2 separate regions of the Homo sapiens genome follow, and region 1 is linked to region 2. The links are chromatin loops, found by intact Hi-C in ENCODE. Cell type or tissue: ascending aorta. All regions are shown on one strand.

Evidence for each region. Peaks named below come from ENCODE experiments on the same cell type or tissue, not always from the same donor. Only the 100,000 strongest peaks of a DNase experiment are listed, where the experiment ranks them.
Region 1: a loop joins it to region 2, with 5 times the contacts of the local background. A loop is called at or near these places in 10 of 110 quality-filtered maps.

The regions. Positions count from the first base shown.
Region 1 is chr17:77,601,047-77,603,546 of GRCh38, reverse strand. No RefSeq gene overlaps it. Among named protein-coding and RNA genes, the nearest start is that of LINC01987, 130 kb to the left of the region's middle. In ascending aorta, no CTCF peak of the experiment used is centred here; DNase peaks (open chromatin) are centred at 946, 1,256, 1,786 and 2,236; H3K4me3 peaks cover 1,543 bases; H3K27ac peaks cover 2,500 bases.
Region 2 is chr17:77,957,241-77,959,740 of GRCh38, reverse strand. TNRC6C (trinucleotide repeat containing adaptor 6C) reads right to left here and starts at 1,038. Exons shown (of 23, transcript NM_001142640.2): 1 at 473-1,038. RefSeq lists enhancers at 103-661, 662-1,221 and silencers at 894-1,353, 1,374-1,423. In ascending aorta, no CTCF peak of the experiment used is centred here; DNase peaks (open chromatin) are centred at 263, 1,160 and 1,972; H3K4me3 peaks cover 2,386 bases; H3K27ac peaks cover 2,140 bases.

The DNA.
Region 1 (2,500 bases), 360 kb after region 2:
GCCAGGGTCCGTGGCTCGGGATCCGCCGTCAGGTCTGAACAGAGAGTGAGCGTGCCTCATGGCGGTAGTCCATAGATCTCTCCTGAATAAATGAAGCCAGGGAAGGGCAGCTGCGATGTGAGGTCAACGCTAGTTCAGGAAGGAGAGCAGGAGATGCACAAGGCCAGGGGCTCGGAGCAGGGAGGCTGTGGGGGGCGGGGGCTTTTGCACCAAGTCCTGGCCACCGGGCCCCAAGGGGCAGGCCCCTCAGTCTCTGTCTGACCCCAGACATCTCCTCTGATGCAGACTGTGCTGTGCACTGTCCCTGCGCTCAAGCTCCTCTTCCTCATCTTCATGAGTGCTCTGTCCACACCTCCCTCGGGGCTCTGGGCTCTTTCTCCCCGGCGCCGGTAATCCCTTTCCTCCCTCTCCCTTCACAAGGAAAAGCTGTGTTGAGCATGGATAGAGACCAGCTTTCCTGGGACTTTTGGCCATCTGGTTCTCTGAGCGAGCACAACCCTGCCTCGACCTCCGTGGCTTCTCCCCACCCCTGACCACACGCTCACAGGGCCCTGTGGGCCCCACTCCTGGTACCAAGTCCCTCGGTTCCCCAGGTGCCCGGCGTGCTCAGGTGCTTGGTTGAGGTTATGGAATTGAGTCTAAGTGGGACTGGAGACCCCCTGGTTCACCCCCCTCATGCCACTGATGAGAAATGAAATCCAGTCCATCATTGACTTTGCCCTACTCGAACTGTTGGCTAGTCACTGGCTGCTTAGAAGAAATTCACACTGATTATTTAAGAGCAGAAGCATTCAGATCCCATAGAAAGAGTTTTTCTCCATAAAGGATGCCTGGGACAGCCCAGCGTTGGTTCCTGTTACACAGTGTTCTCTCCGTCGCATGCTTACCAGATGTGTCAGTGAGGGACAGGCCTGGGAGGAGATGTGTCTGGACTTGGGCACCCCTGCTTGCCCCAAATAACCACAGTCACGTGCTGGCCACAATGCCAGACAGTCCAAAAGTTGTGAGCCAAGCGGGCTGGCAGCCCCGGCCCCCACTATTCCTTCTTAAATGGCAGAGAAAGAGCTTCCCTTGACCCCCACAAGTTTTCTGCCTGTGGCAGATGTGGGGTTGTCAGTTCCCTGGTGGGGGCCCGGGTCCAGAAGCACTCAGCTGGATTACTGGAAAAACGAAGATACAAGCCTATAAAAACAGCCTGGCTCCCAGTGAATTCCTGAAGCTGGCTATTTATAGAGGTGGTTTGGAACAACCTAGGGCCTCCCCGCAGGCCTCCTCAGAACCTCCAGGGCAGCCACACAGAGGGAGCACATGACAGATGGGACAGAATGCCTACCTGGCCCACTATTTCACAGGGCACACAGTACTTCTGTGTCTGCACGTGCTCTCCAGGATGCTGTACCAGGCAGATTCAGACCTCAGGCTCCTGGAGAGCTGCCATTGCTCAGGCTGGGGCCAGGCTCTGCGATATTCTGGAAGGGCAAATTGAGTTCCCACCATCTTCAGCACAAATACTGGGGTTAGGGGAGGCACTGAGAATGGTCTGACAACAGTCGGTTTGATTTTACACCATTAACTGCATAAAACGTTCTGGAGAAAATGTATTTCATCATGAATTCTGGGCAAAGTATATTACAAGAATAAGAGAGAGATCCTTTCCATCTTTCAGGCTCTTTATGAGTGGCGGGACAGCTTCTGGGTAGGGCCCTGGGAAGGGAGACTGCTGTGGGCTCAGCACCTCCTCCATCCCTCCGCCCCCATCCTGCCCCTGGGGAGCACAAGGCTCGCCCTGCGTCCTGGCCCTGGGACTGCGCAGAGCTTGTCACATTGCAAGAATCATGAGCCAGCCAGAAGGAAAGGGCAGAGAGACACCAGCAAGCCTCAAAAAAATAACCCTGCCCTCCCCGCCTGTGGCCTGAAGTCATTGCGTTAGCCAGAACCCGGAGAATTAAAATCAATTTGATGTGTAGCTTTCTCTGGCTAATGAGCTTTGAAGAGGATTGAGAGTTTAACGCTTCCATTTTCTCAGCAAGAAGGTGATCTGGGCAGGCAGGGGCAGCCCCAGAAGGTGAGGGTTGGGATTTGAGCAGGGTAGAAAGGGTTAGCGCTGTCATTCTGAGTGGTGACCTGGGACGGGGTTGAGGGAAGGGGTGGTGTTGAGGGGAACCTTTACTTGGACAGTCCTGTGGACAGCGAGCAGGGAAGGAGGTGAGAGGCTGTGAACCCACCTCCCACTGAGCAAGCTTGGCACAGGCACCAATGCCAGCAAGGGCTTCTGGGCAGAGAAAGTTGGAGCCTGAACAGGAAGGGGTGTGAGAGAGAGTTAGGAGAGCCTGACTTTGCAAAAAACACAGCGGAAGGTTCCTGGGGAGGAAGGACAGTGGCTGGGAGCTGGCGGGAAAATCCAGTCTTGACTGGAGGGGACCAAGGGAGGCTTCAAGCTACGCCCAGCTCAGTGAGCCACCTCAGACCAGCCAGCGGGGCGAGGACAGGAGCCCGCACC
Region 2 (2,500 bases):
TCAGAGCCGCAGAGCGCCCAGGGGTCCTTCTCCGCCCACCCGCAGCACGCCCCGGGTTTTTCTCTTCCCCCAAACAACGGCACCGGGCTCCTGCACCAAAACACGGCGGGTTCGCGCCTGCCATCACCAGTGCAAAATCTGCGGGGGGCTGCCCGGAAAGGACCGAATTTCACCGCTGCATGAGTTTTAAAAGGGAGGGGGCACATCCATCTTCAGCCCTCCATTCCACTCCCGTTTGATTGTGATGCACACCGGGCGTCTGCACAGCCCCGTCTCACACTAGCACACACGCGCCCCGGCCCCGGCCGCTTCCCGCCGCTCCCCTCAAACCCGGCCGGCCCGGGGCCTGGCGCCGCACGCGGGTCGCTAGGGGCCAGCGCCCGCCCCGGCTCGGCTCGGCCGAACAAAGGGCCCGCGAACCTCCCGGCAAAGTTGCGGCTGCGGCGAGGAGCGGGCGGACTGCCGCGCTCACCTGGGCTCCGTCCCCGGCGGCGGCGGCGGCTCCGCGGGGCTCCGGTGGCGCGGGCCTGGCGGCGGCGGCGGCACGAACAACCGCCCGAGGGCCTCGGGAGTGCGCGGGCGGCGGGGGCCCGCTCAGCGCCGGCGCCACGGACTCAGGTCCCGGCGCGGGCGGCGGCGGCGGCTGCGGCGGCGGCGCGGGCGAGTGGGCGGCGGCGCGTCCCGGCAGGTCCAGGTCCGGCCCCGGCAACGCCGCGACGCGTCCTCCTCCTCACGCCCGGCGGGATGCGGCTCCGGCGGGGTCCGGGTCCTAGGCGGCGGCGGCGGCGGCGGTGGCAGCTGCGGACGGCTGGGCGCGGGGCCGCTCCGCTCCCTCCGCCTCCGGCTCGGGCGGGCCCGCGGCTACTGCGACGGTGACGGCGGCGGGAGCGCGGCGGGCGCTGGGACTGCCCTGTCAGGGGGCGGCCCGGGCGGCGCTCAAGACTGCGCGGCGGCGGGGCCGGCGGCGGCGGCTACGGCTCCCGGGGCCGTCGCGCTGAGGTGCGGAGCTGCCACCGCGGCCATCTTGTTGCTCTAACTGACAAGAACCCCCCTCCCCCCGCTTCAGCCAGACGGGGCGCTCGCGCCCCCTTCCCCGCCCCGCGTTGGCCTCCAACAGGAAGTCGTCCCGGCCCCTAGCACGTGACTCCCACCGTATCTGCATACCGGAGGGCGAACTGGCCAATCGGCACTCTGCACCTGAGCTCCTCCCCCGCGCGCCCCTCCCGGCCCATTGGCTCCTCGGCCAGGCCACGCCTCCTCCTTTCCCCTTAATACCCGCCCGCGCTGTGGTTCCCTGCACCGCGCGGGGAGCGCGCCGGGGTGCGAGCGGTGCGCGCTCCGAGTGGCCGGGACGCGCGCCAGTCCTGGGAGCTTGCACTGCTCGGGGGGGTTACGTGGAGACTTGCGTGGTGTCCTTTACCGCCGCCGCCTGCCCTCCGGTCCCTGGGCGCTGTGGCTCCGCGTTAGGGTGCTGGCGGGAGGGGTGCCGATCCGGTTCTGCGCGTCCGGTGGGTTCTCCGGGCCAGCGCCCCGCGGCGCCCGGGCTTTATGCTGTAATTGCGCCCGGCGGCGCCCGGCGCCCGCACCGGCGCGCGTCTCGCCCGTGCCGTGCACACGCCCTGCACCGCCCCACTTTGCACACGCACACGCACACGAGTCCTTGGGGCCCTGGAGCATCGTGCTCGCCTCGCGCCTCCCGGCCCGCCCTTGCGCTCAGTCGCTCCCCAGGGAGCGCCCAGCTGCGAGCAAAACAAGCCTCGCTGCGAAACAGTCCCCCGGGGAGACAGCCCTTTCCCCGGAGCACAGACACCACACCTTCACCGCGCAAGCCTTCGGTCCGGGCCGAACCCGGGCGCTCCGGCGCCTACGCACCCCACGATTCCTCCCCGGTGCTCCGTACGCCGCCGTGATCCTCCATTCCACGGCTCCTCGATATCCATTATTCATTAGTGGTAGGTAAGGTCAGGCGCAATGTGCAATTCGAAAAGTCCCTTTTTAACTTTCGGTTCAAGCCAGGAGAAGATTTTGAAACCAAGAATTTTCTCCATTTTCATGCAAGGTCGCAGAAGCAGGCTAGCTTTTCCCCCATCGTTCAGTGGAGGATCAGCAGTGCTACTTGGAAGTTGGTATTGGAAGAGGCCATTCCCTGTCTACGTGTCCCTGTCTTGAAGAGGAGATAATAACACACTAGTACTTTCGCAATGCAATTTTGTTACCGCAAGTGTCATGCTTTGAAACGACTGTGGATGAAAGAGACAAATTCCCCGCTCTCGTTTCCCTTCAGGGTCCCATGAGCTCCTTTCTTCTTACTGCCATATTTTAAGCCCTCCGGTAGTCAGATTCACAACCAGCCTCTAAAGGGTCGTCAAATGTCTGTTGTATCGTGTTGTGTATTTCCCCTCCCGAGAACCCACATCCCTTAGAAGGATCTGAAGGCAGAGGGAGCTGACATGGAGGCTTCTGCCTTGTCTATTCATTTTATTTACGTTCATTTAATTCT